3 separate regions of the Homo sapiens genome follow, and all the other regions are linked to region 3. The links are chromatin loops, found by intact Hi-C in ENCODE. Cell type or tissue: dorsolateral prefrontal cortex. All regions are shown on one strand.

The links. Hi-C counts contacts between places; a loop is a spot of excess contacts. Peaks named below come from ENCODE experiments on the same cell type or tissue, not always from the same donor. Only the 100,000 strongest peaks of a DNase experiment are listed, where the experiment ranks them.
Region 1: a loop joins it to region 3, with 4 times the contacts of the local background. A loop is called at or near these places in 5 of 110 quality-filtered maps.
Region 2: it touches region 3 in a loop (7-fold over the local background); 6 of 110 quality-filtered maps call a loop at or near these places.

Annotation. Positions count from the first base shown.
Region 1 is chr2:5,977,334-5,985,333 of GRCh38, forward strand. SILC1 (sciatic injury induced lincRNA upregulator of SOX11) reads left to right here. Exons shown (of 2, transcript NR_026832.1): 2 at 1-2,885. LOC400940 (a long non-coding RNA gene) reads left to right here and starts at 4,645. Exons shown (of 3, transcript NR_026833.1): 1 at 4,645-4,739; 2 at 4,965-5,524. RefSeq lists an enhancer at 3,406-4,152. In dorsolateral prefrontal cortex, no CTCF peak of the experiment used is centred here; DNase peaks (open chromatin) are centred at 3,264, 4,103 and 4,488; H3K4me3 peaks cover 3,045 bases; H3K27ac peaks cover 3,279 bases; H3K27me3 peaks cover 1,664 bases.
Region 2 is chr2:6,077,833-6,085,832 of GRCh38, forward strand. No RefSeq gene overlaps it. Among named protein-coding and RNA genes, the nearest start is that of MIR7158, 110 kb to the left of the region's middle. In dorsolateral prefrontal cortex, no CTCF peak of the experiment used is centred here; DNase peaks (open chromatin) are centred at 3,319 and 3,609; H3K4me3 peaks cover 1,185 bases; H3K27ac peaks cover 2,023 bases; H3K27me3 peaks cover 562 bases.
Region 3 is chr2:5,928,834-5,936,833 of GRCh38, forward strand. SILC1 (sciatic injury induced lincRNA upregulator of SOX11) reads left to right here and starts at 3,854. Exons shown (of 2, transcript NR_026832.1): 1 at 3,854-4,088. In dorsolateral prefrontal cortex, a CTCF peak has its summit at 3,871 (motif pointing right); DNase peaks (open chromatin) are centred at 3,888 and 5,115; H3K4me3 peaks cover 4,245 bases; H3K27ac peaks cover 3,705 bases.

The DNA.
Region 1 (8,000 bases), 48 kb after region 3:
TCTCACACCCCCACTGGCCTCCTGCACTCATGGATGCCACATTCTTCAACATTTGTACTTCTGTTAACAGAGTTAAAGTAGAGCAAACATAGGCTCTTTTACCAAGAGCGTATGGACTAAATACAGATGCAATGCTAATAACCACATGGGAAAAACAAGATCCTGAGACACTGTTATGTTTTTCTCCCTCTTTTGTGGCCAAGAGTGTGTGCTCTCTTGCCTTTGTAGATTTTGCTCACGTTTTTGGGTGATAGGACCAAAAGCAGTAGTGTCTAGGCCACTAGGAGACAAGGCAAACCATTATCTGTGAAAGCCTGGGTTTTCTGAGAGGAAGCATGCTGGACACTGCCAGTAGAGGGAGAAGTCATGGTGTGAAGTTTTCCATGATGAGAGATAAGGACAGCTAGGGCATGGGGATGCAGAGGATGTTCTTGTTGTTGATGGTGTTGTGGAGGTTGTACCCCAAGTCTCTGGGATAAGACAGCCCCATGCACATAGAGGTCATGAAAAATGTGAGGACCCTGGACACTGAGTGTCACGGCTTTGGGGACAGTGATGACATGTCCCTGTGTCCAAACAGCTCAGTCAGCTTATCTAAAAGGGATGGAGAGTACTTCTGTGGGAACAGTTGGAGCTGAAGAACAGAGAACATTTCCTTTGATGTTTGGACTCTACGGAATCTTTGGGAATTGTGTTCAAGTCCAGGAGGAATGGCTGAAAACATGATTGAGATAAATTTGCAGCCAGGAGGTTGAAGACAAATTAGGATCTGATTTTATTCAACTGGGAGTAACCATGGCCAAGCATAATTCTTCTGGTGGATTCTGAAGTTATTTGGAATTTGCCCATAAGATGAATTTTCCTGAAGAAGGAAGGATGTGGAGGCTGATACTGAGGCCCCATTTCCACATGTGAACTTCTAAGAAACCACAGCTTTCATCCAGAGTGGAGATGAATGGCACTGGGGTCCACGTTGCCAGAATGCCTGGGGACAAGGAATGAGGACTTGTCACCCAAGGCACGAGATCCATAGTGGCTACGGGAATGAAGCCACTGCCTTTGTGGAAATGACTAATTCACCCAAATCCAAGGTGTTTTCCACAACTGAGAGGCCTGGGCTGAGGATAGAGATTTGAGCCTTAACTGAGACATCCTACTGGGAAGTTGCATCAGTGGTCAGTATCTGAGGCCACAGAAAATGTCACATGATGGTGTGTCACAGGGCTCCACATTTAGGACATTTGTGTACTCAAAGAGAATCTTTGACGACCATGACTCAGAGAAATTTTTAATGACTTAAAACAGGTTTTGGATCATGTTGATGATGACAGATGGTGCAAGCCACCTACCTAAATCCCTCTGGGGAGGGGTGGTATTTCTGCATTGTTCTCAGAGCAGAAATGTGACATGGATGTGGAGGCTCTGGACAGTGAGATGTGAAGCTGGAGGCATGGCTTGGCCTCCCTAGAATGGGTGTGGCCAGGGCAAAGCTGGGACATCCTCAACCCAAAGGTTTGCATAACTGGATTTGAACTCCTTATAGATATTCCTAAACAGTGGTGATACGGAAGGGAGAGGAGGAGGAAAAAAGGATGGCTCTTCATCAAGAGCAAAAGCAAGAGATTCAGATAGGAGATTTCACTTGGCTTTTCTAGTCTTGGGTGGGGACCCATTATGGAAGTGAAGAGCTCTGGAATCTTCCAGAGAAACAAGCATGGGTATCCTTTAACAGGTCCCAGATAGCCAGTTACCGCAGAACAATGTCCTGTTACCAGAAGCTTATTGCAGACCTTGTAACCTGAATCATTGTGTTGGCCCAGGGCACACCCAGGAGGGTGGCTTGGGAAGGAGATTCCAGGCTGAGGTAAATACCGACATCTGATTTCCTGACATTGAGTAGGAAAGCATTTCAGAGACAAGCTCCAAGAGCTTTGGAAAGGGGAACATTCACCCACTTCCCACAATTTATAAGGGGGCTGGCAGTGGTTGTTTTGGGGAGGATAATAATGGGAAAAGAGAACGGGGTATGTTATGGCACACAGAACCAAAAATGAAGATTCCTAAGTAGTAATCTATTAGTGAGGGAATTCTTGGGCAATTTCAAAAAACTCAAAACGTGTTACAGAGAGGAGCCCCTTGGACTTTGTAGGAGACTCGTTTGTCTATCTGGCCCCAAGGCCCAGAAGTAGCTGACAAAGAGACCCAGTTGTCCCCTGGATGCCAAACTTGGGGAGAGAATGGTCCTGGGTGGCAGCCCCTCCCCATCCAGCCTCAGTCAGAGCTCTCCAGCAAGTCAGCCTGCAGGTAGCTATGGAGTTGCAGTGTAGTCCTGTTATTAATGGCTTTCTGCTTTGGCTGGATTTCAGACATAAAGAAGAGAAGAAGGAAAGGTCTGGGTGATCTGCCTCTTCTGATAACACTAAAGTTGCACACATCACCTCAGCTCATATTTGATGGGCTGGGACTTAGTCACTAAGCCACACCCATCTGCAAAAGTGCTGGAAAGCGTTGCACTCTCTGATGACCACATGCCCAGCTAAATATTGAGGTCATATATTCCTATATAATAAGACATAAGCAAAGTGCAGTCACTGAGAATCACTAGCAGTTTACACCACGAGTATCTTCACAGCCCAGAAAAGACACTGGGTTGAGTTAAAATGAAAACTGGAATAAATACAATGAGAAGATAGAAAGCCTGCTGAGAACACTGGGGTACTTGAGTGGAACTTTAAACAGTGTCTTTGCTAATGTGTATGGTAACTGTTCAGATTGTCTGTTTCTTTAAGCTAATTGTTTTCTGATTGTTGAAGCAATAATAACTCATATCTTGCTTGAGAAAAAATTAAAAAGTATGAAAAATCAAATATAATTATCACACTACCAAGAGGTATTACTGCTTCCGTGTTGATATGTATTCTTCTTGTATTTTCTACAGATACGCACCCACACAGACACTTTCATGTTTATAATAGAATTCGAATGTATATATTTATATCTTATAACTGGATTTCTTTCATTGAAATAATTTGATCAGGTATCTTTTCTCTTGGATGCGTCCTAACAGTTCTTTCTTTCTCTGATAGAGCCAGATCAAGGAAAGAGACAGGAAAGCAGATGATTTTACCTGCCTTCCCTAAGTGCACTCGGGAAGAGAAGGATCATCTCAAAAAGGGTTAAGGAATGAGATCATGGAAATCACTTACACACGCGGTCGCGGCTTGGACTTGGCTAGTGAGGCCGGCCTGCCCACTCTGCTTCCATTCACTCAGACACAGCTTGGGCTTTTCCTCCAAGTGCTGGTAGCAGTCATTTATGAGGGAGGAAAGGAGCAGAATAAACACACTTCTCAGCTCCCAGGCACTCTGTGTGTGTAGACAGAGGCTCGGGTGGATGAGAAACCTCAGCACACCCATGATCTTTGTCAAGGCTGGAGACTTGCAGTGCACACTCCAGGCCTGTGGAAATGGTTCCACCTGGGTCCCTCTATTGCTCCTCAGCTGCCACATTAGGGCACCTCGCCCAAGTCCACGTGTGGGATGTGCCTGCCTGTGGCCCACCTAACGTATGCAGTCTGTCTGGAGTGCCAGGCACAGGCTCCTCACGTGGGCTTCAGCTGGAATTGAAAACTGCATTTCTCAAGGTCAGCTTTTCCTTGCCCCACAGGCTAGCTTTAGTAACTAGCAATGTGTGTGCACGTGTGTGCGTGTGTCTATGTGCGCACACGTGTGTGTGTGTTAAGTGAGTGGGAGAAAGGAAGGGGAGGGGAGACCCAGCTATATAAGCACGTTATTTATTCCCAAGTCTGTCCTAGTTAGGAAAATATTCCCTAGGATCTCAGTATGAATTAACATTCTTTAAACACACACACACACACACACACACACACACACACACACACACACACACGCCTCGTGCTCTCCTTCTCCTCCTCCTGACATGATGGACGGCAGGCGCAGCCCAGGGGCCCGCAGGTCACGCTGTGTCCACGAATCCCTCTGGGGGCTCTTCTTTCCCTGGGTCCTCCATGAAGGTCTGAAACAGCCCGGACCCTGCTCCCCATTTCTTCCCAGCTCAACCTGCACCTCCCCCGGCTTCAGGCGCTGAAGGAGGCAGGGTTCTTCTTTGTTAAGGATCCAGAGGGCAGGCACCGAGGGTGCTGGAAGGGCTGAAGGGGGTGGAGGGAGAAGCCACCCTGCCACACAGGCTCCCGTCGGCCCCAGCAAGAGCCTCCCCAGCTGCCGGCAGCATCCTGTGATCCCCGGAGAGATTTTTCATGAGGGCTGTATATTTGGAGAGAGAGAGGAAAAGGCAGCTAGCCCAGGGAGGAAGCAACCCCACACGAATAGCGGCTGCATCATAAATATTTCTAGATAGCAAATAGCCCATTAAAAGCCCACATTGTAATGCCTTGGAGGGGGGCTGCCTTTCCCTGCAATACCCCGGGACCGTCGGTAAAGCAGGCTTTGTCATCGTCTGCGTTTTCGCCGCGGCGCTGTCCTGTCTCAGCTCCTCCTGACTCAGCTGAAGGGGGCTGGTGAATAATGCATCACCTAGGGAGAGGCGCTGGGGCTGCGGGGCACAGCTGAGCGTGTGCAGAGGGAGCCCCTCAGGCTTTCTCTCTGTCTGCCTCCATCTTACCGTATCCAGAGACCACACTAAAATGGTGGCTGACGTGGAGACAGAGGAAGCTCCTTTCTAGTTATGGCCACAAGGCAGGATGCTGAGGTGTTGTCTAGGTAAGAAGCAAATCTTAACCTTGGGTCTCCTTTCTGCACATGCAATCCTGTATGGTGATGTCTCTGACGTTCAGGGAGCTAAGTCACAATGCTTTTATGTTTTCAGTGTATTTTATTTATTATTTTATTTTACCTGCACAGCTTCACCCCTAAAGAGTGTCAGGAAATAACCCTTTCTGTCTGCTTTTCTTTTTATAAAAGAATCACATTGCCTTTGCCTCGTAGGCTCAGTTGGATCTCCAAGTGGCGGTACCGTTCTCTCCACTTCAAAAATACACAGAAACATGTGGAAATGTTCTGTCATCCAGAATGAAAAGCATGTGCACCAAATTTTCACAGACCTGATTCGAATGTAGATAAAAGTGCAAAATCCAGAGGAGGGAACACGCTATAGAAATCCTGTCTTCTATACTATAATTTAATCATCGTGTGCCACAGAATGTCTTTGCATAAATTACAACCACAATAATAGCATCACTTTCACAAAAGGTGGCCTCTAATCGATTTGACTCTCCAAGAGATGGCTGGGTTTTTCAAAGCAGAGAAATGATGACCTGCAGTCTTAAAGAGCTGTTGATTGCACCTGGGGCTCCCGTGGCCGGCGCCCATCGAGCAGCCCATCCTGGCTGTTCCCTTGTTCAGCTGATTTTCTTTTTTATCTTGACATTTGCTAACCGCTTGGTTTTTATTTTCCGGGAAGAGAGGATTATTGGCAACTGGCACCACCCCCATGTCTGGAGGAGGGACGTTTCTAGGATGACCCCCAGAGTGGAGAAATAGCCGAGGTAACCTTTTTGCTATAAATTTCTTCCCCTGCCTCCGTCTTCTGTTCCTTTCCTTCCCCCCATCCCTTGAACAAACATGATTTTTAAATTCCCCTCATCATTTTTAGTGCTTTGGAGTCTTCTCAGATGTGGACGAAAACAGTTCGTGAGCTGCGCTGAGCAGTTCCGGAGCCCTGGCTCCCTTTCCCCGGGGCCTAAGCCCCCAAGAAGAGAGTCTTTTTCAGGACCATGGGAGCAGGTTTTAAAAGGCTTTCTATTGAAGCGAGGCCGTCAGCCAGCCGTGCGTGTCCGCATTGTGGTGGTCCCAGAGCCTTATGGACAATCCTTTGAAAGAATAGGGTTGGGAAGATTCTCAGGACAGAAGCGGCTAATTTCCATCCTTGGAGCTTTATCTCACAAAGGATATTTGATAGAAAGAAAAAATGGAGTCTGTGGAAGCTTTGCTCCTATTTCCAAATGGGTTGACTCTGGATGCAAAGGAATATTTTCACATTTTTCCCAATAGAGGAAAGCTTTTAGTGCCAAAATCCTCAAAGGAGAATGAACATCACACATTACACATGTATGTATAAGGGTAGAATAATATGGTACAAAATCCAGTGAGTACAAGCACACAATGGGCATTCAGTACAGGTTAAATGAATATGCAAGAAAAATTCAAAGTTGTTGTTGCTGTTTATAAGGGTGGTGATTATTAATAGATGCAAATGTATACTCCCTTTTGTAATCACAGCAAGGTAAAAGTCTTATCTCTGATCATTACCATGAGGACACTTAAATATTTAGCCCTGGGGACAAAATGGTTTGTAGGCAGGACGTCCTGTGTGTTTATGCACACATAAAATGCCGCCCTGGCCCCAGGACTGCAAGGCCTCTGACTGCATCATTTACATTCAGGGGTGGTCCTGATCAACATGGCCCCATAGAATAATAGAGGGAATTTCAGATAGTACAGCGTTAGATAATAAGCGCTTTCCACTGACTCTGTTTACATGTGGAAATTAGAAGCGCTGAGTGAAAAAGAGTAGTGAAAATAAAGACAGGAAGTATATACACAACAAACAATTTTTCCTCTCTGCAAATCGGATTATTCCCTTGCGCACCCCCTGCAACCCCCATCTATGATGTCAAACTCAATGGACTGTTGAACTAATAGCCTGGGAGTCACCAGCGTGAGAGTGTGTATGTCCACGCTGTGCAACTTGAATTAGGCTGGCCACCACGGCTGTGTACAGCTACCCCAGGAAGAGCCCCTCCCCTCCTCAGCATTTCAGTGGAAAACGTGCTGACTGGGACCCAGCTACAGGAATCACATTTGGGCAGAGAGAATGGCTTATCCTTTTCATGAGGGGTCTTGACTCAAGAACACTTGCCAATTCTGCTTGACCGTTTCCCATTCTTTACGGTTTTTCCTATCACTCCTTAGACTAAGAAAGAAAAATCTGTAGGAATGATTCGGTGGGATTTCTCTTTTGTTCCTAAATAAACCTTATCCCTGGATGAGCTCGTTCACACTAGGGAAGTTACTACCACTGGCTTTGAAGCCAGGCAGATCTGGGTGTTCCTTCCCATGTCTTTATTTGCTTTGTGGGGGATCTTTTCCCAGCCTTTCTGCTTTCATCCTTCTTAGTGAGAGCTTCTTCAGCTGCAGAACAGGGGCAATAATGCCTACCTTGCTGGGTTGCAGCAGAGAATGCTGCTTATGCAGGAAAATAAAAAAACACATAGCACACAATGGGAGCTTAATACATAAGAATTATAAACAGTCTTTTGTGTATATATCAATGTATTTCATGTCCTTAATGTTTATTTAAAGCAAGTACATTCTTTTGAATTAAGCATAAAAAGGTCATAAAATGCCAGAGATGTGCTTATTTGAAATGTTTGCAATGCTTTGCAATTGTTTTAAAATAAGGAGATGATATAACAGGGTGTTACCTCCGCCACTAATTAGTTACGTAATCTTAGATTATGTCACTTCCCTGGGTCTCAGTTGTAAACAGTTGCTTAATAAATAATGTTTGTTTTGCTTTCATCAATAATCCAGAATTAGGCAGTGAAATATGGAAGCTACATTGGTAGGAGCTTCTGTGATGGTCAGGTCCTGGAGGAAAGTGTGAGTTGGAACCTCCACCTTCCTCCCTACCAACGCCCTCCAGAAACACTGCTCACTGGATGCAGGGGCGCTTCTCCTGTTTCTAGTTCACTTGGTCTAGAGGCCAGCCAGGTAGGAGTCATCCTGTTCTTGGAGGCAATGTGGCCCAGACCCAGGCTCTAGCAGCAGGTCTGACTGCAGCACTTTCTCCCTCGGGGTGGCTCCCAGTCCCAGTGTGGTGGGCCCACCCTTCCTTACCACCAGGCGCCTCTCCTGGAAGCTGCGAAAACCTTCCCCCCTTTCAGGCACTGGGAATCAGCATTCTTTGGCGTATGCCTGGATTTGCCCCAGAATTATCCTGCAAAGTCTCTCCCCTCCTGA
Region 2 (8,000 bases), 150 kb after region 3:
AGATTAAGCAGTCCCTAGTAAGAGCAGTTCCTTTCTCCCCGTCTTATAGAAGAAGAGAAAGGGTCCTCAGCTTGTAAGAAGAGACAACCGAAATTAGACTCCAGTGATACAGGCATGAGCAGGAAAAACAACTCAAGTATGCACCTAAATGGGAGGAGCTCCTAAACAAAGAACTGTTATATGAAAAAGACCTGCAGAGCACGTGTGTAATCTCTAGTAGGCTAGTTGCTTTGGTTAATAGCAAACCTGGCACACACTAGGGTCAACTGTATCTTACCTTCTAAATGTATTTATTTATCACCCAAGACATTCTCTTAATTATCCTTTGGACCTCCATCATGTTTCATGTAGCAAAGTATGTACAGCAACATACATGAACACCCATGCACAAGCCCTTCCCTCCCTTAGGTAACAGGGAGGATGGGTTTCAGCATAGTTACCTCTCAAACACTGGCAAAGAGGGTATGGGAACTCGGGATACCATAAGGTGCTAAGGAATGCAAACACTCCATGAATATCCATCGTTATTTGTCATCTATGCTGGGATTCTTTTTTACTTTTTATTGTGTGTGGTATTTTTTTTTAATCATTGATATAGCCAGGCTGATCTACTGTGGGGAAATGTATATTCCTGAGTTTAATCAGAGGCTGACTTCAGAGTATTCCTAGAGTATTTATTTTCTTTCTTTTAAAATATGTTTTTCCTCATTTTCAAAGGCACCTCATCTCACCTCCAAAGCTTCCCCATTAGTTTCGTTTTGAGGTAAAGGCGTGCTGTCCCCTGCTGAAAGGCAAACATGTTACTCAATCCATTAGCACCTTAGCTCAAAATAAATAGTGCTAAAAATGAGTGTTGCTCAGAGGCCGTTTTTGAAATATTGAGCCAAAAAGTGACTAATTTGGAATTTTCTCTTCAGTACCAGAATAGTGGAGCAGATATCATGAAGGTAGGGCTGGGTGGGGGAATGCCAGCTCACATCCCATCAGAAACCTGAGAGAGATGGTTGGCCTGACTATCCCGGAGAAAACACATAGACACTGGAGGAGACCCACGCTGATTTTCTGGGTGGAAGCTTTTATTAGCAAAAAGAAGAAAAAAAGCTTATTTTCTGTTGCTGGAGTTGGAGATGTACAATAATCCTGACCTTAAGGAACTCAGAAGAAACCTAGCGATTAAACAGTATGTTATGGGCGACATGCTACACTCTAATTATGTATAAACTGTTATGGGATTGCAGATGAGAGAAATTAATTCTCCCTTGCGGAGTTAGGGCTCACTTCACAGAAGAATTGACATTTGCACTAGAACTTGAAAAGTGAGTGGGACTTTGCCAAGCAGTTAAATGGGAAATATCACTCCAGGCAGCCAGAATAACTTAAGGCTCAGGGGTGGTGTGAAATTTTATGCCATGTTCCTAGAATGATAGTAAACCTGTGTTGAGAGAGCACTGACTGCAGGGAAGAAGAACCAAAGCGGACCTGAAAGCAGGAGGAAGAGCTGGTGGGTTCAGTTGCATCTGGGCTGAGGTAGTCAAGGTGCTCTCACTCCAAGATGACGTATTGAGCACCTGCTATGAATGATTCCTTGTCTGGGCACTCAGGATACAGAGTGAGCAGACGTCATGTTCTCCGACACAGAATAAATAAATGGAGAATTTCAGATAGAGATGAGTACTATCAAAAGATGAAATCTGTTACCATCATAGTGATTCTCTGTGCAATGGGAATCGGAGGCTCCTTTCCATTGGGTTGTCAAGTAATGCCACTCTGAGGATATGGGGTTTGAGTGACAGCTTTTCACTTGTCACCTGGGCCTGTGGGTCTGGTGCGCTCAGTCAAAGGAAGTTAAGACTGAAGTTATAATTGCCAGTGAGGAGACTAATTGACAGCATGTGGCTTCTGATAGCGTGCACCAGGAAAAACTCAGCATCACCTCTGTTGTATTCCTGCCAAAAAATAAGTATTCTGAGCAATCATAAGGAAACATTAGACTAATGCAAACTGAGAGAGATTCTAAAAAATAAATGGCCTATACTCTTCAGTGGGTGAAATCCGAATAAGTTCTGTTGATTATGTAATGCAATAGTATCACTACTTTTTGAATTTTGATAATTGTACATTGCATATAAAAATAATGTCTATATTTGAAAATGTACACTGAATTATTAGAAGTAAATGAACTGTCTGCAACTGTAATATATATAGTTCAGAAAAAATTATGTAAGCAGATGTGCATATGTATATGAGAGAGAAAAATAAAGTAGGAGACAGAGAGGCTAGAGTGACAGGGCAATTGCTGTAACGTGCTAACGTTTGAGTAACCTGGGTAAAGAGTATCCAAGAATTCTGTAGCATTCTTGCCAGTTTTTGAAGAGTCTGAAATATGTCAAAAATACAAAAGAAAAACAGAAGATTGAAATTACAGTTGTGGGACATACTGATAGGAGCTGAAGAATGGGAGTTGAACAGAAAATTAGGGAAAACATGAGTGGGGAAAGAAGAAAGATAAGGACACATTCAGAGAGGGAGGGAGTTGGACAGAGGAGGAAAAGAGAGACCTAAAGAGAGAATGGAAGAGAATGTGACCTGGGTGCACAAGAGCTTCTCTAGAGCTCGGCCTTCATCATCCTAAGACTAATTTTTAATTTGTACAAGGGAATCTAAAAGACCTCTCCGTCAGGCCGGGCGCGGTGGCTCAGGCCTGTAATCCCAGCACTTTGGGAGGCCGAGGCAGGCGGATCACGAGGTCAGGAGATCGAGACCATCCTGGCTAACACGGTGAAACTCCGTCTCTACTAAAAATACAAAAAAATTAGCTGGGCGTGGTGGCTGGCCCCTGTCGTCCCAGCTACCTGGGAGGCTGAGGCAGGAGAATGGCGTGAACCCGGGAGGCTGAGTTTGCAGTGAGCCGAGATCATGCCATTTCTTCCTGGGTCCTCCTGGAGAGAGTGAGGTTGCTCATGCAGCACCAGCTGGATCCAAGCTCCCTGAGCTCCAGGAAGGTGGAATGAACAGCCACTCAACGAGCCACCCTGCCTTGGAGAGGCCCCACTAGGCCAGGGCTTGCTGTCCTGGTGTTTCCCAGAAGCCAGAAGCCCCTTCCCGCTCTCCACATCACGGGTCCCGGTGCCTTCTCTCCCACTCTTGCCCGCAGAGGTGCCTGGTTCCGTATTCCACACAGAAGCTGCTCCTGCCTCCTACTGTTGTCAATGTGTGAAGAATGCCAGATGCGGGGTGTGCAGTTTCAATGGCCCTGGCTGCAATCCAGGGTCTCAGAGCTGGGAATGTGTCTTGCCAACCCACTCAGAAATTGTTCGGATGAAATCAAGGGAGGCCAGAATGTGATAACCATGGCCAGCGGTGGCCTCACAGACCATTGGGTAAAAGTTTATCGTGTCTTGGAGGAGGGAGTCACATCAATATCGAGTTGGTCGGCTCGACTCTCGAGGGCCGTGCGGATGCTCCACACTCCTTTGTCTCTCAGTGCATCATTTCACAGTGTAAGTTGAAGACAGCAAGTTCTGGCAACAGCTTGAAGTTCCATCTGGCTAATGGAGAACTCGCTCTCCTGGTGCATATTGGTACCTAACCCCGGTCTTCTTTAGGATGACAGCTGGGGCATGATGCTGTGCTCAGCCTGCTGAGCAGTGTGCAATCTGATTCATCCTCTCCCGACCTGAGAAAGCTGAATTCCCTATTGAGAGCGACTGTGAAATGCCCCATTGTGAAGGCAGCTACATCCACCAACAATGAATGGCCGCCAATTTGGGGCTATTTAAATTAGGAGTCAAAGGTCTTCTGGATCTTTCCCATCAAAGATTAAATCCCTCGTTCCAGGAAAAGAGAAAGTGAAACTCCTATTATCAGGAAGCTATAGGAGGAACCATAAACCAGTGACACCGATGATCTTTTCCAATTAGGCTTATGTAACTTATAGTGGAAAACACTTAGCTGATGGCTTAAATAGTTTTGTTTTCCCTCGATTATATGCAGAATCAATCCATTGGTGCTGATTCAACTAATTCTGATTGCTTTGGCTGGGTCAGTTTATTATTCCTCTGGATTAGGAACTTCCAGTTTCCTAATGCTTATAAAATCCAATCTAATTTTTTTCAGTCTGGAGTCCTAGGCCACCTCTCGACAGATGCCTTCCCTTCTTATGGAATCTCATTTTAACACTGCTCAAACCCAGCCACTACTATAATTTATCTTCCTGCTAATTTTGATTTATTTATTTATTTTGTGTTTTCCAAGCCTCCCCAGATATGTGGTCCTGTTTTTCATTCTAATGGCTGTTTAGTCAGCAAATTGAAAATTGTCACCCAGTTGAAAATAGACAGATCCACATTCAAATGCTGCTACTGCTTCCTGCTAGCTAAATAATGATAGAAAATTTATTTAAACCTGTCTGACCCCCAGTTTTATTTCCTCTAAAAATGGGATATTCATCTCACAAGATATACTGCATTGTTATATAAAATACTCAATTAACTCACAGATGCAAATTGTCTAGCATGAGACAAGGCATGTAGGGAGAGCACAAGAAAGTTTGCTCAGTCTCTCCCCTCCGCACAAATCCCTCTGCTTCCCCTGCCTGTACAGTAGAGGCCTTTTCCCCTCTCTACATATAAAATGCATTTATCCGTGTCAAACAATCCAGCCACTCAACTCTGTCTTGTGTTTTATTTTCTCCAGTCGCTTCATGGAAATTCACTTTACAGGCCATTTGGGCAGAACAATCACTTGTTCTTTCGTATTCTGTTCCAATACAGAATATTTATCTAATAAATACAAACCAGCTTCCCATATTCAGGGTCTGAAGTAGTGTCTCTATGAGGCTGTGAAGTAAATGATTTATTTGTCTTACAAATAGAAAAGGGCATGATACTCTCAATTTCTGATAAATATGTAAATGAGCCAATTGACAGTAGCTAATCAAGTGTTCCCCACACAGCAGGCCTCCAGGAAATGCTCCTGACTGACTGACAGGCAGAGATCACACAATTCCTGGATCTCAACCCCAGTGACAAAGAGAAATAATTCCCAAGTTGCAATAGTCTCCCATGTCTTGATTTTAATTTTTTAATTATCCACCATCAGCAGTGCACAGGCTCTCAATGGGAAGCCATGCCACTGTTTCTACTCCCTGTGCCAACCAGCAACACCTGATGGCACTGGGCACAGATTTTTGTTCTGAAAATGTGGATTCAGAGCACTAATCATTAATTTAGCCTTTTAAATTTCTTTGTATTTGTCCCTGTATTCTTGTATATATTTAAGGTATACAACATGATGTTTCAATTACAAATACATAAAAAGTGATTTCTACAATTAAGTAAATTAACATATCTGTCACCTCATGAAGACACTGTGTGTGCGTGTGAGTGTGTGTGTGTGCATGCACACAGTGAAAACACCCAACATCTACTCCCTTGGCAAATTTTCAGTATCCAATAGAGTATTATGACCCATAGACCCCATGCTGTGTGTAGATCTCCAGGCTTATTCATCCTGCACAGCTGCAAGTTTGTCCTCTCTGATCTCCATATCCCCATTTCCTCCCCTCCTCACCCTGGTAACCACTGCTCTACTCTCTGTTCCTATTTATTCCATTTTTTTTTTTTTGGATTGCACACAAAAGTAACATCATTCAGTGTTTTTCTTTCCGTGTCTGGCTTATTTTGCTTACCATAATGTCTGCCAGGTTTATCTATGTTGTCTCAACTGGTACAGCCTCCATCTTTGTAAGGCTGAATAGTATTTCGCTGTACATATATACTGCCATCTCTTTATCCACTAACCTATTGATGAACACTCAGGTTGTTCCCATGATTATTATCGATAATGCTGCAATAGTTATCTATATTAATTGAAGCTCATAGTTTTATCTTTCCTTCTTTGACATTTTTTCATAAAGGACATCCTCTTAGAACTATATTCTTTCATCCAATTGAGTCAGCATAGATATTAGATATGCACCTGCATCTCGACAATTCTATCCAATTATGCAATTCTATTATGTGAATACTTATTCATGAGATTTCAGTCATTCAGCATTTACTAAGCACTTGGTGTGTACAGGAATCATACTAAATGCACAGGATACAGGTTACTTTAATATAAATTTATTAGATATTTCCCAATGTAGCTATTAGGAAAGACAGATATGAAAAGCAATAATGCAACAGCAGGTGATGCTGGAGAGATGGACAGGACCCAGTGAGGACTGGTCCTTTTAGTAGTATCATTTTAGTTTCTTTTTAAGAGATTTCAAAGAACTATGAATCATTCTCAATTATATTCATAGATGTGAAAATATTTTGTGAACTAAGTAACAGTAAGTGTACTTTTATCCAAAACATTTATTGAGTATAATTTATCTACAATGAAATTTACAATTTTTTATTTGCACTGTTTGATGAGTTTTGACAAAGGTAAACACCTTTTCTTTGTTATCATTCAGTTCTTACCTATGAAATCTTTGCCTACCCTATAAGGATTTTCTTTTATGTTTTTTTTCTGGAAACTTCATCATTGAAGTTGTCATATTTATATTCATGAGCTATTTGGAATTGAGGTAAGGGTAGATAGTATTTTTTCCACCTGTTCCAGGAACATGTGTTGACAAAATTATCTTTTCCCTCATTAAATCACTTTGGCAGTTCCTCAGAAACTCTAATTTTAATATGAAATACAAAAATACAGACTTTTAAAATGTTTCCACTTAAACATAATAAATTCAGTAATGTTTTGAGTCACTTTTAATTTTATTATTCACAATTACATTTGTTGGAAATGTAGTTTACAAGTGTGAGACATTAATCACTCTTCAGCCTTTGATATATTTTTATTCAGTTATTCTTTGCCATAATTTACAGGTTGGGAGCTAATAGAATAGGACACTCTTTTCTTAGCTTGCTCAACAGGTTCACAAGTTTCTCAGTTGGATCCCCCCAGAGAAACGCCTGATGAAAGGACTTGGAGGCAGGTAGCGGTTTCCAAGTGATCTCAGGAAGCACAGGTAAAAGACAGAGCCAACTGTGTGCCTTGGGAAAAAGAGAGAGAGCCAATTGCATGCCTCAGTGGGTGGCCGTGGGGCTCGATCCCTCAGAGAAGCTCGGTGGAACACATCCTGAATTGTCTTACTGAGCCCCAGTGTCCACACTCCTAGCTGCTGGTGCATGAGAGTGCTCGTGCGTTCTGCTGCCCAGGTAGCTGCAACGGTGCCCAAGAAAGCCTCAGGCAGAGGAGCTGAGCTCATGGGTATCTGAGGTAGGAAGTGTCCACGTGCTAGAATTGCGATGATGCTGAAGTGGCCCAGGACCCATAGAGGATGCCACAGCAGCGTGTACACCGTATGCCTCAGGGCAGGATGTGAGAGCTGTGTCATCCAAGCACAGTTGATGTGTGTGTTGGGGGAATGGGGTCTGGTAGCATGGGGCGGGAGACAGAGAAGGGTCCTACATCCAATTTGGGCCAGGTCCTGTCTGTTCCCCTTGTCCTCAGTGATTGGCCCAGCTGGAAGGAATGGACTCATCCCCTCCTTCTATCCCCAGCAGGCCAGCGTAGGCAGCAGAGAAGTTTCTCCTATCTCCCAGGGAATGAGCCTGTGAGAAAAACACCAGAATCTTGTCTAGGAGTGAACACTGGGCCTGGCATCACAAACGCATGAGAATACTGGTAAATACAGAAAATGTACATAAAATAAGCAGGGTTAGAAACCTGCAAAGATGAGAGCAAGAAGTAGGAATGGGTGAAAACAACTCACGTGCGTTTTATGAGATAGCTTCCCCACTGAGCTCCTCAAGTCTCTGCAAATCTATCATTAGAGTTTTATTTTTTATTTATTTATTATTTTATTTATTTATTTTGAGATGGAGCCTCGCTCTGCTGCCCAGGCTGGAGTGCAGTGGTGCGATCTCAGCTCACAGCAAGCTCTGCCTCCCGGGTTCACACCATTCTCCTGCCTCAGCCTCCCAGGTAGCTGGGACTACAGGCGC
Region 3 (8,000 bases):
CTACTTTTTGTGGAAGGAGTGTCAGAGAACTGATGAGCATGTGTTAAAATCACCACAAATACTCCCTGATCTCAGACAGGTGGACCCACCCTGGACTTCCATGGTCCTTCTCGCTTCTACTAGAATGTTCTTCCTGTCTGTCTTCATTCCTAGACTGTTAGCTGCATGAGACTGTATCAACTTTGCTCAATATCATATCAGTAGGTAGCACTGTACCTAAATGTTTATTGCATAAATAAATATTTTCTTGCACCCAATTGTTTACTAGATTTTCTTTGCCTATGGTTGCCTGAAGACAGGAATTGTGTCTTATCAAGCTCCATATCCCCAGCACAGCCATGGTGGTGTCCAGCACAAAGCAGGAGCAGCAGTTATTTGTGAAATAAATTAATACATGCATAGATGGATGGCTGGATTTGTTAGCTAAGAATATATGTATATTTGTGTGTGTAGGTGGAAGACTTTTTATCAGATAACCCCAGCAAGGACAGAAATTTAATTTTCTTACTTCTCTACATTCAGGGCTAGGAAAGCACTTACAATGGAATAAGTAGTCAGTATGTTCATTCAATTTACTAATTAAATGAATAAATAAATGAATTTGTAGTTTGCTCTTTCCTACAGAACTAAATTGAGACATATTAGTTGTCAAATGACTGCAGCTTATATTATATTTAACGGATTCTATTGTAATTTGATATTTTTTTCAATGACCAAGTTGTTTAGTATTAATTCTGACCTAGTAATCATACTAATGTAGTGATTCTCAAGTGGCATTGATTTTGCCACCCGAGAGATGTTGAGCAACGGCTGGGGAGATTTCCGGTTGGCTCAACTAAGAGGATGTTACTGGCATCTAGTGGGTAGAAGCCAGGGATGCTGCTGAAATCGTACAATGCCCAGGTCAGTCCCCCTACAAAGAAGAATGACCCACTCACATATTTCAATATGTGCAAAGGTTAAGAAACACTGGATGAAAATTCAGGGAAACAAAGACGACTAAGACATTGCTTTTGTCACTAAGAGACTCACAAGAGAAATAGATAGGTAAATAAATATAACAGGGTGACTTAAATGTAATAATCTAAATGTGTAGAACAAATAGAGATGGAATAGGGTGGGAGTCATGAACTCACCTGGACTTCACATAAAAATTCTATAGAAAGGGGAACAGCTTGTGCAAAATCATATAAAAAAACGTAGACTGAAAAATATACATTTAATAATGCCGAGAACTAGTAGGAACTGATTAGAAGGAAATGGAGATCCCCTTTACCAGGGAATGAACACCTAAGATGGACATTAAGGCATCTTTTGATATCTGTAAAGGATGTTCAGCACCGCAGCCATCTTATTAAACATTTCAATGTAAATTTTTGATTAAATGAATGACAGATAGATTCATAGGGAAAAGGAGGCTTTACTTTATTTTAATATTAAAATAGAAAACCTCTAAGGCTGGCTGTGGATCCTGACTTTTCTTGGGAGGTGAGGACCCTTCTGTCATCTACATGTTCTCTTCCCCTCATCAATTTATTGCCTCTCAGCTTTAAATCCACCCTTCTCGCCCTGCTGTGAAATCTTGCAGCTGGGCCCTGTAAACATTTCCTCTCTGTCAGCTGGTAGAATGTTAGGCTTTCTCAGTAGAGATCAGTGGTATCATCCTGAAAGGGGCTGATGGAAGAGAGACATTTTCCTTCTAGGTTTCCGTCCTCAGTTGTTGTTGTTGCTACTATTATTACTATTCAGTGTGGGGTATATGTGATGTACATATCAATACGTATTTTGAAGACTCATACTTTAAAACTTTTTGTAATGTCCATGCACCAATAAAAAGTTGGGGCCAGGCACTATGGCTCACAGTTGTAATCCTAACACTTTGGGAGGTCAAAGTGGGAGAATCTCTTGAGCCCTGGAGTTTGAGACCAGCCTGGGTAATATAAGATCTTTTCTCTACAAAAGAAAAATTTAAAAGTTAGCCAGCTATGATGGTGTCTGTAATCCCAGCTACTTGGGAGGTTGAGGTGGGAAGATTGAGCTGGGAAGTTGAGGCTGCAGTGGGACATGGTTGCACCACACACTCCAGCTCAGCTAACAGAGTGAGACCCTGTCTCCAAAAAAAAAAAAAAAAAAAAAAGTTGTAGGTGAGAGATTGAAGACAAAAAGACCAATCTCTATTGCCCTCCTATAAAGTCTCTTTTCAGTTTCTACTTTCTGTTTGCATTCGCCTTTATTTTATTTAATTTTATTTTTAGTTCCACAGGTTTTTGGGAAACAGGTGGTGTTTGGTTACATGAGTAAGTTCTTCAGTGGTGATTTGTGAGATTTTGGTGCACCCACCACCTGAGCAGTATACATTTGAATCCCCCTTTAGCTTGGGCAATTGACATGATGAATTACTTTGAGTTAGACTTCCTGGTTCCTGGATTTAACACTAACCACATCTATAGCTTTGGGCAAAGTATGTACATTTTATGCATTGGAATCACCTTGTTTTATAATTGAGAGTATTTTAAATTGTTATTAAAAGGGAATACACTTTACATAGTGCCCTGAAACATGTAGATGATATAGAAAAAAATGTTTTAGAGAGTACTCTGGCATACAGTAAGTGTTCAATAAATTTTTTTTTCCCTAAGCCAAAAATCTGTCTTCTAACACAGAGATGTGGCCTTATCTTTGAAAGCATTAGCAGGACCCTGTTACATGAAGACTATGACTCCTACACAAATATAGTAAGTACTGCATATCCAGTACTGGCCAACTAGTAAGTTAGTAAGATAGTTGTGGTAGAATTAGGACCATTGAATAGAGTAATAATAACAGTTAACATTTATTGTGCAAAACCATAGATGAAGCAATGTTCCAGCTGGTTTTGCATAAATTAGCTCATTTAATTCTTAACAGCGACGCATCAGCTCATGTAACAGCAAATGTTCTCCCATCTTGTAATCGGGGATACTGAGGTGTCTACTCTGTAGAAAATTTGTCCGGGTCACAGAGCTAAGAAGGGGCAGTGAGGATTAGAAGCCTGTGAGTCTTCAGTGGTTCTAATGGCTGTATTATACTTCCTCTAAAAACCACAGGTATATGTGTTTTGGCTTAAAAATATATATTAGAATGGTGATGCTGGGAAGGACTTTGGCAATCAACCAACCTAACTGCTTGAAAGCCGGGGAGCTACTCACGTCCAGGCACCAAGTAACTTGCACAAATCTTTAAAGTTAATTTCGTGTTATTTCTGGAACTGGAACCCAGGTCTCCAGGTCTCCTTAGTCTCAGTTCTATGCTCTTATGTGTCTCTTGCATTCTTCCAACGACATGATTAATATTCCAATGTGCATTATTAATTTCCTACATGGTTACTTTTTTTTGTATCCATGTCTCCCCAGTCAACTATATCCTTTCCATATGAAGTCTTAAAGTCATATAAATTAAATGAGAACAATGTGTTATACAGGAATAAGGGAATAGTTGCTAGATTTTTTTTTTTTAAAATGATTTCAATCGATAGGTATTTACGGAAAAACACTAGACTCTTTATAAATATCTTTATGCTTAAATATATTTTAATTGGCAGCACTAATAAAAGAGAAGGACTTCAACAGAAGCCTTGGGATTAATAATTACTTTGCTAAAAATGATGAATTCTTGGCTGGCATGTTTACAGGGGTTGGGCTGTGAGTCCCTGAACGGCTGGAACCCTGGCAGAGAGGAGCCCGGAGTGTGGGAAGAGGGGCATCACAGAGAGATGCATCCTACAGAGACTGGAGGACTCCGAGCTTGGGGAAGAGACAGTTAAACCTTCCCCGTGAGAGCGAGTTATATCACGCAGCGCCAGTGCCAGGTCAGCAGTCTGGCTGGAGCTGGACCGGCTGGTGGCGCCAGGCAGTGCCAAGCACCCCTGGCAGCCCTGCAGAGGGTTCTCAAATCCAGATTTCATTCTGCAGTCCCGGCAGTGTTTTGACGACTGCCTCACTAAAGGAAGCTAAAAGCTGTGCTGATGCCTCCCAGACGAGCCTCGTTGGAAGCACAGAACCTTCACGGCTCGGAGCCGCTGACACCGTGACAAAGGGAGCCCTGCTCAGGTGAGACAAGGCTCGGGGGTTCAGATGCTGGTCGTCTGGTACAGGTCTCTGCCGTGTGCATGAGAACAAGTCCGTCTGCCAGGCTGGACGCTGCTATCAGACAGATTGATTTGCCGAGTGTCTTTCAGCATTTCCCTAATTCCTTTTTGAAAAGCAAGAGCTAGGCTGATCATGCACCTGGGTCATAAAGCCCACTCTAAAATCAGGGAGATGGCTTTAGAGAGGATCCAGCCAAGGAGAAAACTAGGTCTGACTCTCGGATGTGTCAGCAACTGCCCCGAGTCTGCTCAGTAGGTCCCCAGAGGTGATTCCTCTCCATAGTCTGTGAACTCATCATGGAATGCTGGCAATGGACTATTCCACGGGGTCTGGAGTGCTGAGTTCTAGTTCAGAACCTGTCCTAGCGGCACCAGGAAGCCCTGTGGTGTTGGGCAAATCACATAACCTCTTGGTGTTTCTGTTCTTTATTGAAAAAGATGGTTATGTATTTGCCATGACAGGTTCAAACTCCTTAGGGGTAAAATTGTGCCCTATTTACCTTTGTTTGCTGAGTCCTTGGCACAAGGCCTGGTGTTTGACACACCTAAAAATTACCCATGGACTCTGTGCTTTGGGACAGAAAAGGTGATGACAAGATGCAGGTGTAAACTTGGAAAGGCCATGAGATCTAGGTTATAGTCTCAGTGAAGTCAGCTACCCATTCAGAGCCCTGTAAAATGAATACAGCCATGTTTTGTGTTGTGTGATGACATCAGTGCAGATGTGAGCCAGACTTAGGCTCATGGTGGGCACTTCAGCAGGTGCTAGCCCTGGTGGGCTTAGCTTTGTGTATGTCAGACCCCAGTGACAGGTCTAAGGGTTGGAGAGGAGACCGGGAGTGATGTCAGGCTCTGGGATGAGGGCGTATTTGGAACAGTATGGCTGAAGCCCTGTCATGATGACCAAATTGTTCTGATGACTCTGAGCCATTCCCCAGTTGGAGTCAATCTCCAGGATGACTGATCCACTGGGCAGAGTCTGGTGTTAAGAGACAACACGGTGCTCGCAGTCAGGCAGATGTTCTTGTTTCAATACCAAACAGATACATCCAGAAGGCAAATAGAATGGTCTTAGCTTCCTGATTAAATCTCACTTGCCTCCCCCACTGCCTTGGGGGCCCTGTTCGAGCTTCCTCCTTTGCCTGACCGTGTTAATATTGGAGGACGTGATCTCCATTCTCTTGCTGCTATATTCCCTTCTGGCCTTATTGTGGGAGATGCCCTGCTTCATTGCTTCCGTGACAACTATTGCTTGTATTTTTCTGCTTGCTTCCCGATATTTCTCATCTTCATGCCTCTGCTTAAGCTGGGCACCCTCTCCAGTGACCTGAATGACTTGTATTCATTGTTTAAGGCTACGCTGCGCTCCCACTTCCTCCAAAACGCCTCCCCCTGATCTTTTAGGTGTTTCTCTCCTTGTCCTGAAAAACACCCAGCATTGTATCTATTACATAAGATTGTACTGCTATTATCTACACCCTGCCCCATTCATCTGTGCTCCTTGAAGGAAGGGACTGTGGTTTCACATCCTGATATATCCAGAGTCTAGTGCAATGCCTGGCTCACAGGATGGAGAACCTTGTCCAACTGTGGGGAGGAAGAAAGAATATCCAATTTCTGGGAAGATGACAATTTCTGGGGGCTTCCAAGAGTTTCATGGTCCTCAAGAAGACTGTGGCTCTGGTTGACAACAACAACCAGGAAACCAAAGTAGAAACCCAGAGCCCAGACACCAGCACTGGGGGTCTCAGGGAGGCTACAGCTCAAGGGCTGGGGGACATGGGTGCTCTGGGCTCACTGTAGGGAGAGAGATTCCCACAGTTGAAGGCACCCAGCTCCTCCAGGGCACCAGCCTTGGTTTGAGCTATGCTGGATGGGGCGGAGGCTGAACCTTGGTCTCACAATGGAATTAAGATTGAATGGTGGGGTGGACAGTGAGGTCAAACACTCAGTGAGGATCAGTTGCATTGTTAGACTATTTATTCCAGCATTGATTTGCTCCCAGATGACAATATGTTGTTTTAGGATTTGGGTAATTTGCACAAAGAGGTTTTTAAGGCCCTGACTTCGTCCTGGTGTAGACAGTGAGGAGATCTTCCTGGTGGAGCCTGGGTGCATGCATGCAGTGTTTCTAATTAGTCATGCAGCAGGACGAGGAGGACCACAGCCTCCATGGTTCTTCCTGTTGGATGTGACCATCCTTTGAGCAGAGATTGCTACAAAGGCAAAGCTGGAACAGCATGGATGCCTAACTGCGCCCATGAGGCAGAGTCTTTGAGTTGTGACCGACACATCTCACACTAGTTTAGGCAAGAGAGGAAATGTATCGGGTCAGGTGACCAGGAAGATTAAACACAACTTTGACCCAGCTGGACCCATGGGCTGAATAAAGTCAACAAATATAAGTATTGTTTTTTGTTCATTTTTTCTCTACTTCTCAAGTTTGCTTTTTTTCTGAATTTTCTTTCATACAAGCAAACACTCTCCATGGATTGTCAGAGAGAACTCTGACAGTTCTCATTAGTAACTCCAATGATAAAAGAGGACCCCTTTCCCTAGAGTTCTCGCAAAATCCTCAGATCCTTTGTTGGGCCTTGTTCGGCTCACAAACACATCCCAAATACAGCCCTGGGGTCTGGGGATGCAGTGTTCTGAGAGGCCCAGCGTGGGTCAGTCCCTTCCCTGGCCCTGCCCCTGCCCCATCCCCATATGAGAAGTGCATGCAATAAAGCTACAACTCAAGCTGGCAGGGCAAGAGGGGAGCTTAGAAATTATCTGGTTGACTTCCCTCATTTTAGGTTTATTAATTTGGAAAAGGAGTAATGCCATGAATATTTTATGTACTTACTGGTTACAATTTAGAGAATTAAAATGAAAATAAAAACCACGCATAATCCTCTAACGTTTAGATGTACTTCTGATCATTTGATATTTTCCCCAAATACTTTAAAAGTTATCTACATCATTTGAAATATATTAATATTTTGGAGCTCCGAATTTACCTTAACCATTTTTCCTTGTCATTCACTTTTCAAAATTATTTAATGACCTTCCTTAGCACGAATATATTCATTTATCAAAATTCATTCAGCCATTCCCCTAGTATCAATACCTTCTTTTTAGGGGTGAAGAAATTGAGGTCTAGAGAAGGTAAGTGATCTTCCAAGATTGGCAGCAGAGCTAAGACAATCTTGTTTATACCTTATTTATCAAAGTTAAATTACCTACCTAAGGTCCTTATCTCTCTCTATATATAGATAGATGTCTGGAAGACATGGAAAAGTGATTCCATTCTTTTTTCTTTTTGGTGGCTTTAAAAATTGGCAGATAGGCCAGGCATGGTGGTTCATACCTGTAATCCCAGCACCTTGGGTGGCCGAGGAGGGCGGGTCACCTGTGGTCAGGAGTTCGAGACCAGCCTGGTCAACACAGTGAAACTCCGTCTCTACTAAAAATACATAAATTAACCTGGCATGGTGGCAGGCACCTGTAATCCCAGCTACTTGGGAGGCTGAGGCAGGAGAATCGCTTGAACCTGAGAGGCGGAGGTTGTGGTGAGAGGCGGAGGTTGTGGTGAGAGGTGGAGGTTGTGGTGAGAGGTGGAGGTTGTGGTGAGAGGCGGAGGTTGTGGTGAGAGGCGGAGGTTGTGGTGAGAGGTGGAGGTTGTGGTGAGAGGTGGAGGTTGTGAGCCATTGCACTCTAGCGTGGGCAACAAGAGCAAGGCTCCATCTCAAAAAAAAAAATTTGTCAGATAAGAAAGAGAGACGTATTTGATCTGAGTAAAACGCTCCTCCCAAAATGAGGCCACCTGAAGCCCTGATGAGAAGTTATCCTCAGAGGAGGAGCCAGTGTAGCAGGTAGAAGTTGGGTTAGT